Linked DNA regions of Homo sapiens: region 2 is linked to region 1. The links are chromatin contacts, found by POLR2A ChIA-PET in ENCODE. All regions are on one chromosome and are shown on one strand. The core of a region is the stretch at or near the end of the contact, and the rest is flanking DNA. Distances in the headings are between cores, read along the strand shown.

What was found. ChIA-PET counts read pairs that join two places held with the same protein, here RNA polymerase II (POLR2A).
Region 2: POLR2A ChIA-PET joins it to region 1 with 10 read pairs in WTC11. The contact joins the promoter of GCC2-AS1 here to the promoter of SULT1C3 in region 1. POLR2A ChIA-PET finds 5 or more read pairs at or near these places in 2 of 52 experiments (B cell and WTC11).

The regions. Positions count from the first base shown.
Region 1 is chr2:108,235,565-108,242,503 of GRCh38, forward strand. SULT1C3 (sulfotransferase family 1C member 3) reads left to right here and starts at 4,404. Exons shown (of 8, transcript NM_001320878.2): 1 at 4,404-4,519.
Region 2 is chr2:108,530,607-108,537,545 of GRCh38, forward strand. It overlaps GCC2-AS1 (GCC2 antisense RNA 1), which reads right to left and starts at 3,613. Exons shown (of 3, transcript NR_135290.1): 1 at 3,223-3,613. LIMS1 (LIM zinc finger domain containing 1) reads left to right here and starts at 3,864. Exons shown (of 10, transcript NM_001193483.3): 1 at 3,864-3,988. The coding sequence starts at 3,957. RefSeq lists silencers at 2,727-3,021, 3,510-4,109.

The sequences.
Region 1 (6,939 bases), core at 3,154-5,653:
GTCTATTTTATTTTCACCATATGGTATCCCGTTAACTTGTGGTGATGACTAGTAGAGGGCACAGAGGGAAAGGCCATTGTGAAGCTTGGGGTGCCTACTTTCCATGTGGTAAAGAAGGGTAAAGTCTATTTCCTATTTGGTAAGATAAAGATACACAATGTTCTCAATGTACAATTAATAAATGTTTGGAGCTACGTACCTTTCTGTGTGCTGTTCTGTTTCCGGAAATTTCCCATGACTCAAAAATGTTATCAGATGACACTACCCTCAAAAGGGACGGATAATGTTGACAGACAACACTGTTAATATAGACAATCTTGCATGAGAGACTGTGACTTTGAAACTATGAGGACAGTCTATTTGGAATCATCTATTTCTCAATTATTTGTATTTCTTCAGATTAGATTAGAATAATAAATCTAAATACATAACAAGATTGTGTAGTAAGCCTCTAAGAGTCAAACACATTGACAAAGATTCTAACAAAATTAATGTTGTCTATACTACATAATTTATTTTGCTGAAAAGAATAGAGAGAGTAATAAATTATATTTTTATCAAGTTCCTTAAAGACCTCTCAAAATAAATAAAATGTTCAAATATATGAAATGTTATTGACATAGTTAAGGTCTCTTTTTTCCTCAAAAATCAAAAACAGATTCTTTGGAATGACTGGTGGAATTGTAAAATATCTTGTAAGATTAACTGATAAATGCCAAGCACAAACAAAATTTTGCCAGTAATAAAAAGAGGGGATATCATAAATTCCTGCAAACATCAAAGTAATAAAAGAATGTTATAATGGAAGCTATGCCAGTATATTTGAAAATACATGCAAAATGGAAAAATTCCAAGAATGTATAATTTTTCACAACTAACTCAAGAACAGATAGAAAATATCACCTGCTATTCAGTGATAGAAGTTTCCACTTGCTCCGATTGAGGAAGGAAATTAAAGAAGTAAAGAAAAATAAAATAAAAAAAAAACAGAAAAGAAAAACAAGTCTTCTGTATTAGTCTGACTCGTCCCAAAGGCAATAACAGGCAAAGCCCAGACCCAGGCAAACTCTCGATAACATTATCAAAGAAGCCAGGGCTCAAAGAAATGTGCTCTAGAGACTCTCCAGAAAGAAAACAAATTTTTCTTTCCCCTATAATATGAGTAAACTTATGAGTTTATAGATTCCTGTTTTCTGTAACTACTAACTTCCAGTATTCTGTTTTATCTAAGCAGCACATTGAAGGTTATAAGACATGCCTGAACAGGCGTGGGCTACAGCCATCTAGGCCCCGTAGTGAACATTATGAGACAAGCCCATGCAAGGCACTAGAGCAAGCCTAGATAACAGCCATCTGGACTGCATAGCAAGAGCTGCATGTAATCCAGAGTTATGAACCTATCACAATTTGATTAACTGCCTTTGTTCTGCCTCAGTATTCTTGCTTTTGCGCCACTACACTTCACGCCATTGTAAACTTCTTTAAAGCTAGCCTACACTCTTTCAGAAGTGTGTATAAAAGTCAAGTGCTGTCTTTGTTCTGGGGCCAGTTTTTGGATGTTAATCGACTGGCTCTGAGTGTTCTCAGTAAAATCCTCCTCTTTCATCCTGTCATCTCTCTGGTCCTCCTTCATTCCCGCAACAAGATGTTCACCAATACCTGGCAGTTATAGAAGTGTGTCAATTTTTCCAACTAAAATAATTTAAAAGAATTCACATTTTTAACATTTTCATTTCCTTGAAAACTCATGCTATTGGACATCTTCCCATATGTTATTTGGACATCAGGTTTTCCTTTTCTGTGAATTGCTTACATGCATATTCACTGATTATTTTCTTAGTTTATATTTTTGGTTTATAAAATATTTTTATATATCATGGATACTTATTTATGTATGTTCCAAATATTTGTTTTTTGATTATCAAAACTAATATAGAAGAATATTTTTTCTTTACTACATGGAAATTTTATATTTTATTAATAAGTTCTGCCAAGCCTCATAGTAATAAAAAGATTTTGTGTCCAAAAGTGGTAAAGATTTACTTTTTTTTATATTAAGACTTTCATTTCTGTTTTGGATTAGATTTACCTAATAAGAGTCTCAAACAAAATCATATAGCAAGCAGCATACAGGAATCTGTAGATGCATTCACATTAAGATCAGAATTAAAAGAGAAGAGGCCAGAAATGCTTACGGGATGTGGAGAAATTGAGAAAATAATAATTTTTTCAGGGAAAGACAACATGCTGATCCTGGTTATATTGATATAAAGATAAATAGTGGGGCTGGGGGCAGTGGCTCATGCCTGTAATCCCAACACATTGGGAGGCCAAGGTGGGTGGATCACAAGCTCAGGAATTTGAGACCAGCCTCGCCAATATGATGAAACTCCATCTCTACTACAAATACAATAATTAGCCAGGTGTGGTGGCATGTGCCTGTAGTCCCAGGTATTCGGGAGGCTGAGGCAGGAGAATCACTTGACCCCAGGAGGTAGAGGCTGCAGTGGGCCAAAATCGCACCACTGCACTTCAGTCTGAGCAACAGAGCAAGACTCAATCTCAAAAAAAAGATTTTTTTTTTTTTCATAAAAAGAAAAAGATAAATAGTGGGCCCTAAACTAGAAATTCTGGCAAGGTGGAAACCTCAGGTACAATTCTAAGCCTTTTGAAGTTGTTAAAATGGAAAAAAGCTAAAATTGACTAAGACCTAACAAAAGATACCACATAGACAGGGGATCAAATTGTCAAATATGTGCAGTGAAAAGAAACCACAGGGAGAGACAAAGAGATGCAAGTAGACCAGGTTCTCTGCCCTTGGATCTTAACACATGCAGTTCTTCCCTCCAAAAGGAGACCAGAGACAGCACAAAACAACAAGCATGCAGAGATGGTTTTGTGACAATTACAGCATCTGTTTAGGCAAGGGGACTCTATCCAAGAAAACCTCCCAGTTCTTCCTACACCAGCCCCTAGGACAATTATCAAAATTGTTATTGGCTTCAGGTCTGTCATGACAGTGTGACCAAATGATCCAATTGGACGGGGACTGTCCTTTTAGCTGGAAAACTCCCACTTCTTACCTTGACAGTCAATGTAATCAACAGAACCTCTTTTCACACTCACATTTTTCCTGTTTTGATATGTTCACCCCTTAAAGAAGGTCTGTAGCAGGAATGGTCATGTTTCACAGTGAGAACATTCTATATCATGCATATGTAATGGAAACTATAAAGGGAGCATTTTAGTCCTCCTCCTCCACCAGGAGTTTTCACAAACAGACCTCATTTAGGTTTTCTGCAAGACATCAGCTCAGCAGCCAAGTGTAATGATGATATGAACCACCACGTGCCGGACATCCTTTGTCCTGGGCACTGTTCTGATGCTCTACATAATTCACGTCACATGATTCCTAAAACCAGGTTGCCAGATAATGGAGAACACAGCCATATGGCTTCAAAGTCATGCCCTAAGGCTCTGTGTTTTAGTGCTCAATCATCAGGAACAAAAGTTCAGAAAGAGATTAAAAAGCAATGACTTTGTCTCAAAAGTATAACTGAAATTGAAGATTAGGAATGGTCTCTGGGAGTCTTGCAAAACAGAGGACAGACAATGTAAATATATGGAATTTTAACAATGAACTCTGTACAATATTTACTTAACTCCAGTATACTGAGTGTTACTATGTATAATAAAAAGAGTAAAATCAATAATTAGATCATCTCAACAGATGGAAATTTTACTAAGCACCAGGTGAGGAGTGCAAGATCAGAAGCTCTGGAGACTGTTCTCCCCTGCCCACACCCACTGACAACCACAGTGTGTCCCACTGCATCCACTAACCCCGACATTCTTGCCCTGAAATACACACACACACACACACACACACACACACACACACACACACAGAGGGGGACATGGAGGTTTCATGGTTTTATTACAGGCCTTGTGGTTTCCTAAAATGAACTTTCTTCTACACCAATTTTAACTACGGATTCAGTAAAGAGGCAATAGAATATATTTTCTACAGGGTCAAAGGGAACAGGATGAAATAATTGTGCAAGTTCCTGTCCTGAGAGCTGGTCTGGGAAGACCTTCAGTATAAATATGGGCTCCCTGGGATAATTAATGAATTATTGGTTTGTATTCCCTCATGTTGGACCTGTTCATTTACATTCTGAGTAGCTGGTATCAAAAAGGGAGCAGCGACCCTCAACTTTGTGGTATCTGCAGAGAGCCAAGCCAGGACTAGATTTGTACCTTGGGGAGTACATCAGGATCCAGTGGAGGCAGAACACAGCAGCAGGTGCAAAGTCCTGCCCTGGCATCAGCCTTACCCCAGGCTGACACACCCACCCCACCCATCCTCCCAGGTTTATAAGCTCTGGACAGTCAGCACCATCCTCACCTGCTGTGCTCTTGCTTGCACAGTGTCCTGGAGCTGGACCTGGCTCTGGGTTTCCAGGAAGCAGTTTGACTAAAGGCAGCAAGCTGCTTCCTCTGCTGCCTGAGATACCAGGTAAGCCTCACCCTCTTAGAGACTCTCATCCTAGTGTCTGACGACCACCAGGCCCTGGAAAAGGGTCGGGATATTCAACCCTTGTTAATCATATAAAAAATAGCTTTGGAGCCTTTAGACTTTGCAGCTCCAAATAAAACTCAGGTAAGTCGTGAACTGAATGCCTCATGCATCTTCAGATGGTATTGGGTCCTGAGGTAACACTGAAGCAGAAGTCTAACTCTATTTAGATATCTTTCCCTGATGGTCTGAAAGAATGAGATGCTAAATGCATTCAATAATTTTGATTTGATCTTTAAATACCTGTAACCCTATTGCAAATAGTAGAGTGAATATAGCAATTCCCATAAGTGTGGTGCAGTAGATAATTTCCATCTAAAATTTTACTTACCAAGATATAGAATTTCCCTTTGGGGGTCTGTGAACTTTCTTAGTTTTATTTTCCCAAACAAAGAAACCTCCAGATTATGGGTGGGCACCCTACTTACTTTTATTACCTGGCAGAATTTGCAGGATCATTGCCCAGAACTAGCATATTGATTCAGATTTTTACATTACCCATCCCTTTTTGTTTCTTCCAAGCTGTAGGAGATACCACTTGATTCACAGGAATAAGCAGGGTTCGTCTAAAATGTAGGCAAAAAGCTTCAAAACAATGAAAGAGACTAGAATTTAATGACAAATATATGATAACATTTGGAACACAATTTCTCTCTCCAGTACTCATTTTTGGTAAAAACAAATTATGATAAGACCATGTGTGCTGTGGGTAGAATACACTATAGTCTTATACTTGGCCTGATTATTTGCATAATGTGCAGCAAGAATGGTTACATCTACATATGCCTTTTGGATTGGCTTTGAAGAAACTGTTCCACAAGGAATTTCAGATAAGACATTTAAAGCCGAGCCCAGCCATGGTTCGTATCCTCCATGAGTTGTGTGAGTCTTTCTCTTGAGTTCCCAAGATCAACATGGAGTTAGTTCCCAGACCTGTTAGAAAGTGACATTCCTGACTGACCAGAGGTTAGGAACCCTGTGCCACACTGTGTAGACAAGGTATGAGGCCAGCTCTCCCCAAGAGGCTTTATTGGCTCTGCGTGTCACGCTTGATTCCTCAAAGGGAAACACACCCTTTCAGTCAAAGCATATGTAAAATAACCAGTTTTTCCAATTGTGTCCTGTTGACAAAGAAAAATGGATTATTGTCACACTGATGCAAACAACTATATTGCCGTAAGTTAAGAGTACTCATAGATAGTCTCCTAATTCTAGAGGAACCAGGCAGAGAAAAATAAACATGCTCCAAATTTGGTTCACAATATGTACCTTACTCAATTATTAAAAGCCATAAATAGTTAAAAATAAGTTTACTTGATGATACAAAATAAAACAAGCATCAGCAATATTCCAAGCAAAAGTTTAAAAGCTTGCTTTAACTTTTTGGGTGCAGTCCACTTAGTTAACTCTTGTCTTGCTTGATATTTAAGGAACAAAGCAAGAAAACAATTGTCTGTGAATGACAAAATTTCCCGGATAGTTACAGTTAAAAACATGACTGGGACAGGTCGTGGTGGCTCATGCCTGTAATCCCAGCACTTTGGGAGGCCCAGGTGGGTGGGTCATGAGGTCAGGAGATTGAGAGCATCCTGGCTAACATGGTGAAACTCCGCCTCTAGTAAAAATACAAAAAATAAGCTGGGCATGATGGCGGGTGCCTGTAGTCCCAGCTACTCAGGAGGCTGAGGCAGGAGAATGGCATGAGCCTGGGAGGTGGAGCTTGGAGTGAGTAGAGATGGCGCCACTGCACTCCAGCCTGGGTGACAAAGTGAGACTCCATCTCAAAAAAAAAAAAAAAAAAATCACTGGAAAACCTGGTTAGTAAGCGATTTTAATTATATACCAGGTGTGGATCCTAGGACCCAGACAGAAACGCAAATAAAGTTTGACTTTTCAGTATCTAACTCCATGTGTCCCAGGCCTTACTTATCTGTAAAGCAGGCAATATACAACCTGGGAACATTTAGCAACCCTGGTATCTAAGTTATATGATTCAGACCACCTATTTGCATTTTGACGACACTTGTATTCTACCAATAATTCTTAAGAGTATTTTTAATTCTTAAAGCCATGTGAACTAAAAACGTATTTGATTTAAGCAATTATTTTTCTTTAAGCCAATCAATTAGAGCTCTTTTTGCAGACATTACACACAAAACATATATAGCAGCACAGACAGAAGATTCAGCACTTGTTAAGATTTTTCATTTGCCAGTTTTTTAATTGGATTACTGGCTTTAGGGTGGAGCCCTTGGAGGAGCAGGGTCAGGTACCATGCATTTTTTAGTGCCTAATAAGCAGACACAGCTGAAGGCAATTAGCCCATCCCCCCATAGAAGTCTTATTTTTTAGTGGAGGGT
Region 2 (6,939 bases), core at 2,363-4,862, 290 kb after region 1:
TTTAACCATACTAATTACTGCCTATACATAGATAATCAAGGGCAAGTAGTTGAAGACATAGTTACAGATATAACAAAATTGACACATGTGCCCGTACAAGTGTGGCATGGATTTGATCCTGAGGCCATGTTTAGAAAATGGTTCCCAGCACTACGAAGATTTAAAACTCTTATAATAAAAGTTATAATAGTAATAGGAACCTGCTTACTGCTCCCTTGTTTGCTACCTGTACTTCTTCAAATGATAAAAAGTTTCATCGCTACCTTAGTTCACCAAAATGCTTCAGCAGAAGTGTACTATATGAATGAATCACTATCGATCTGTCTTGCAGGAAGACATAGATAAGAAAATGAAAGTGAAAACTCCTACTATTGAGTGAGAGTCTCAAAGGGGAGGAATAAGGCAGGAGACCACCCCTCATATTGTCTTATGCCCAATTTCTGCCTCTAAAGAAAGAAAAAGTAAAAACTAAAAGGCAGAAATGAAATCCACAAGCAGACAGCCCGGCCCCACACCCTAGGCCTGGTAGTTAAAGATCGACCTCTGACCTAATCAGTTATGTTATCTATAGATTACAGACACTGTATAGAAAAGCACTGTGAAAATCCCTATCCTGTTTTGTTCCGGTCTAATTACTGGTGCATGCAGCCTCCACTCACGTACCCCCTGCTTGCTCAATCGATCACGACCCTCTCACGTACACCCCCTTAGAGTTGTGAGCCCTTAAAAAGGACAGGAATTGCTCACTCGGGGTGCTTGGCCCTTGAGACAGGAGACTTGCTGATGCCCCCGGCCAGATAAACCCCTTCCTTCAACTCGGAGTCTGAGGAGTTTTGTCTGCGGCTCATCCTGCTACAGGCTCATTGCAAGTTCCGCCTCCTGGATTCACGCCATTCTCCTGCCTCAGCCTCCCAAGTAGCTGGGACTACAGGCGCACACCATCATGCCCAGCATTTTTTTTTTTTTTTTTTTAGTAGAGACGGGGTTTCACCGTGTTAGCCAGGACGGTCTCAATCTCCTGACCTCATGATCTGTCTGCCTTGGCCTCCCAGAGTGCTGGAATTACAGGCCTGAGCCACCGCGCGGCCATTTTCAATTTTAAAAAACTTTTTTATTACAGAAATGTTCACATATACACTAAAGTAGACAAGCTAATATAAAGAATGTAATGTATTTATGAGGTAGTTTCAAGTTATCAACCCACATTCCCCACCCCTACATTTTAAAGTAAATTTCAGTGATGTCATTTAGTGTACAGATAGTTGCCTAGGGACCTTTAAAATTTGTTCTTTCTTTTTTCTTTTTTTTTTTTTTTTGAATCGGGGTCTCACTCTGTCACCCAGGCTGCAGTGCAGTGGTGCAATTATAGCTGGCTGGAACTACAGGTGCACGCCACCATGCCCAGCTAATTTTTAATTTTTTTTTTTTGTAGAGACAAGGCAGGGGGGTCTCCCTTTTCTTCCCAGGCTGGTCTTGGACTCCTAACCTCAAGGGATCCTCCTGCTTCGACCTCCAAAAGTGCTGGGATTACAGGTGTGAGCCACCATGCCCAAATTTGTACATTCTTTTGGTGTACATATAAGAATACATTTGTAAGATAAATTCCAAAATATGAATATCTTGGGTCAAAGAAGAGCTGAATTTTACATTGATAGCTATTGCCCACTTGTTCTTTACAAAGCGTGTATGGATTTATACTCCTATCAACAATAAATTAGCCAGGCATGCTGACGTGCACTCGTAAACCCTGCTATTCAAAAGGATAGTTGAAGTCCAAGAGTTCAAGACCAGTGTGGGTAACATAGAGAGGCCTCCTCTAGGGGAGGAAAAAAGGGTTTCCCTATATCCTCATCAAAACAATATATAGTCAAACTTTTCATCTTTGCATTTGTGAAAAATTGTATTTTATTTTTGTTTTATGATACTTTAAGAAATCATTTGTATTTTTCTGTAGAAACCTGTTTTTCTCTGAGTTGAACATTTTTGTACTGATTTTTTTAATAATTAGAACTTTTTTAATAATTTAGAACTTTTTGTCATACATTTTACAAATATTTTTCTTGGTTGGGGTTTGTTATATTTATTTGCTATGCAGAAAATTTAGATTTCTATGTAGTTACATTTATCAATTTTTATTTATTTATTTAGAGACAGAGTCTTGCTCTGTCGCCCAGGCTGGACTGCAATGGCGCGATCTCGGCTCACTGCAACCTCTGTCTCCCAGGTTCAAGTAATTCTCCTGCCTCAGCCTCCCAAGTAGCTGGGATTACAGGAACCCCGCCACCACAACCGGTGAAATTTTTGTATTTTTATTAGAGACGGGGTTTCACCATGTTGGTCAGGCTGGTCTCAAACTCCTGACCTCAGGTGATCCACTCACCTCAGCCTCTCCAAGTGCTGGGATTACACGCGTGAGTCACCGTGCCCGGCCTACATTTATCAATTTTTAATTTTATGGTTTATATGCTCTTTGAAAAGTCTCTCACCACTCCAACCTTACTTTTGTTTTTTTCCCTTGTTTTCTTCTGGTATTTTCATAACCTCTCTCTTTTTTTTTTTTTTTTTTTTTGTTTTTTGAACATTTAACTATTTGCTTTGTTTGGAATTTACTTTCATGTGAGGACATCAAATAGATCCAGTGTTTTCCTCCGACATGCCTCGACTGGCAGGAGACCAAAGTTTTCATTCTATTACTAGAGAGTAGCTATAGTTACAGAATCAGGTATCCTGAGAGAGATCATTTATGCCCAGGATGAATAACTTGTCTTATCTATTAAATCTATTAAATCCTTTGGAGATTTCACTTTTTTTTTTTTTTTTTTTTGGGACGGAGCCTGTTACCTAGGCTGGAGTGCAGTGGCGCGATCTCCCAGCTCACCACAAGCTCCGCCTCCCAAGTTCAAGCGATTCTCCTGCCTCAGCCTCTCGAGTAGCTGGGATTACAGGCATGTGCCACCACCACGCCCGGCTAATTTTGTATTTTTAGTAGAGACGGGGTTTCTCCATGTTGGTCAGGCTGGTCTCGAACTCCTGACCTCAGGTGATCCGCCTGCCTCAGCCTCCCAAAGTGCTGGGATTACAGGCGTGAGCCACTGCGCCGGCCCCAAAATTTCAGGTTTTGATAGACGGAATGGGTGAAGAAAATGAGAGCTAGCAAGGAAGAACAGGATGCAGAGGCAAGACTGGAAACTCTCCAAGAAAGGTTAACTTTTCTTAACTCACAAGTTAAACAAAGGCTGCAGGCTCCATGCGGAGCTCAGGCACCCAGCGGTGACCGATCCAGACCAGGTCCTCCCGGAAGCCCGGCCTGCCCGACAGAGCCTTACCACAGAGCCCCCTCAGGCGTCCTCGCCAGGACGGGGCGGAACCCTGTGTAGCTCCCACCCCCGGGACGAAGGCCGCTGCCAGGGCCGCGCAGCCACGCGAGTGGAATCAGAGGAGCCTCGAGGCAAGGAGAGCCGGGCCCCGCTCCCTGCGCCCGTCACCGCCATCCTTGTTGTAGGGAACTCGGCCCCCGAGCCGCCGCCGCGCTCCGTGGGCTCCCAATGAGCCCCTACCCCAGCCACCCGCTGCGTTTGCGCCAGCCTCCCAGACTAGCCTGGGGTGCTGAAATGGGGGCGGGCCCGAGCCACGGGTTGGGGCGGGGTCTGATGCGCGCCCCGCCCCGCAACGCCCCGCCCCCCCGCGCCTACCTCTCCAGTCCGCGCCCTTCGGCGCCCGCCCCGCCAGTCCCCGCCCCTCCTTGCCCAGCCGCTCCCGCCCCTCCCCCGCCTTCCCGCGCGGCCCGCCTCGCCTTCCCCCCCCTCCCGCGCCCCCGCGCGGCCGGCCCCTGGCCTTCCTCCCCTTCCTGCTCCGGGCCCGCCAGTAGCCGGCCGCGGCGGCGAGGGACTAGGACGCGGCTGGAGCGGCGCCGGGAGACGAGGGGCTGAGAGACGGCGGCGGCCGAAAGCGGAGAGATGCTGGGCGTGGCGGCCGGGATGACCCACAGGTACGGGCCGCACCGCGCGGCCCCCGCCACGTCCGCCCCGCAGCTCCCGGCGGGCCTTCGGGCCGGGCCGGGCCGGGCCTGGCGCGGGCGGGCGGCCGGGCTTTCCCCGCGGCCTCCCCCGGTCGGCCGGAGCCCCGACCCCCAGCGCTCGGGTGGCGGCGTGGCTGCGTCCGGGCCCGCGGAGGAGACGGCTGCTGTTCACTCCCGGGTGTCCGCGGTGGCACAGGCGCTGACGCCGCCCCGCTGCTCCGAGAGTTCCATAAGACAAATCAGTATTTGCCGAGCTAATCATTTATCTTCTAGCAGTAGGGATCAGCGGGTCGCAGACGTCTTGGTCTCAGGACCCCTCTTGGGACTAGAGGACCTGGAATGGTGGCTATCTCCATAGACTGTACTAGAAAGGAAAACCGAGACACTGAAGTTACTATTAACTCATTGAATAAATCCGTGGTATGTTAACGTACATACCACATTTTTATGCAACATAGGGTTTTGCTAAAACAAAAGAGTTCGTGGGACGACTGGCGTCCTTTACAGTTTGCGAATCTCTTGAGTTGTCTGACTTAGTAGAGACAACTACGTTCTCCCATCTCCTTTGCAGTTCAGTCTGTTGCGGTATGTTTTTATATGAAGAAAATCTGATCTTACACAGATGTGTAGTTGGAAAAGTGAGTACTGTCTTAATAGCTGTTTCAGATAATTATGGGTATTCTTTATTACTACACCAAAACTACGTAAGTGGAAGTTTCTCAAAGGCTGGTTTGGACGTGGAATCTGAAGCTACTGTCAGCGGACTTTTCACACAGTTTCGTTAAAATTCCTTGGTCTGTCTTGCAGTTTGAATGCAGCTAAAGCTCCTGTCAGTGGCCTTTGCACACAGTTACGTTAAAATTCCTTGGTCTGTCTTGCAGTTTGAATGCAGCTGTTACCCATTGTAACACCATATATTTGTCGTTTGGAAGATATTGGCTCACTGAGTTTGGCAGATCTCAAGCTGACGCATTTCATTAATAGCGCCGAATAACATTCGTTACCATCGCTATTGATTTCATTAGGAAAGTCTTTATGTTAAAAGCCGTCAGATACAAGGTGGTGTTTACAAGTTTTCCAAAATTCTCATTTTCGGTTGAAAGCTTGCTTTTTATCATTGGGAGCAAAATATTGTCAATTGTTTTCCTCAAAGTGACAGACTCACTTTGTTCAGTTTCAAGGAAGTGTCCGGCAATACAGGTTTAAATAACCCTAGTTTGTCAGTTGTTCTTTCCCGTAAAAATGGTATTTCATGACACAAGCAAGTTAATTCAGCTCATCGCTCTATTACAGAAGTGCACGCCTGCCATTTGGTCACAAGTAACAAAAAAGAGTCAAAGCTCAAGATTTGATAACAATAATTTGTACTCCTTCATCATGGACTTTTTTCCTTAAAAAAAAGTATTGACTAGTAAGTTGATATAAAATTTAAAGTATTTGTGAGATATTAAGAATAACGGATATGTAGTGTAATAAAGGAGATAATAGTTTCCTTTTAAGACCTTCAAACCTCTCTGGTCCAGTGTCTCTCCGCATCCTATCCCCTTCCCATCCTGAATTTACCATTAGTAATTTACTTTTTGGAGGGAGAGTAATAAGTTCATTCAAATTATTGTGCATCCGTAACCATCATACATGTCCAGAAATCTTTATCTTACAAAACTGAAACTCTGTACCTATTAAACAATAATTCTCCATTCCCCTCCTCCCGCCAGTCCCTGGCAGCCATCATTTTAATTTCTGTCTATGACTTTGACTACTGCTGGTACCTCATATCTCATGTAAGTGGAATCATACGCTATTTGTTGTGCATGTCATAGTTTGTTCCTTTTTGTTGCTCAGTAGTGCTCCATGGTATGGATGTACAGCAGTTTAACTGTTCACATGTTTGAAGGACATTCAGGCTGTTAGTTTTGGGCTATTAAGAAAGCTACTACGAACAAATAGACAGGTGTTTGTTGTTGTTTTTGAGACAGTGTCTTGCTTAGTCACCCAGACTGGAGTGGAATGCAGTAGCATGATCATGACTTACTGCACCCTAGACCTCCCAGGCTGAAGCAATCCTTCCACCTCAGTCCCCCAAGTAGCTGGGACTACAGACACACGCCACCATGCCTGGATAATTTTTGTATTTTTTTGGTAGAAACAGGGTTTCGCCATGTTGTCCAGGCTAGTCTGGGGGTCCCAAACTCCTGGGTTCCAGCAGTCCACCCACCTCAGCCTCCCAAAGTGCTGGAATTTTAGAGCCACTGTGCTCAGCCTGTCTAAGTTTTATGTGAATGTAACTTTTCCTTTTCTGGGATAAATGTCCAAGAGTGTGCAATTGGCAGGTTGTACAGAAATCGTATGTTTAGTTTTTTGAGAAACTGACAGTTTTTTTCCAGCATGACTGTACCATTTCACTTAAAAAGTGAAATTGACATTATTTTCCTGTGAGTACATAAAGGTAAAGAATTCAGGGACAGTACCACGGCCCTCTTTAGTGCTAAGCGGCCAGCAGTTGTACCGACTGTTGTTTTTGCACTATCTGTGTGTCAACACAGTCCACAATGCTACAGTGACTTCTTAGGAATATCTTAGTATGATGAAAATAGTTTTGATCTCTCGGATCCCTTAGAAAGGTCTTGGAGACCCTCAGGAGTTCAAGGCCATACTTTAAGAACCACTGTTAAAGACATAATCCTAAATGATGAAGGATATGCAGGTATTGGGGATATTTAAAAAGGAACAAATACAAGGTTTCTCTTAAAATTGCTCTTGAATGCTTGTGGTAGTGTGTGCCTTGTAGTTTTGGCTAGTTTTAGTAGGATGTAATAACTAAGACTTGGACCACCATGGAAGAAGCAACTTTCTGCCTTTCAGGATTTTCCCTGATAAGAAAATGGCCAGTGCCATTATGAAGAGGGACAATGCCATGGGCC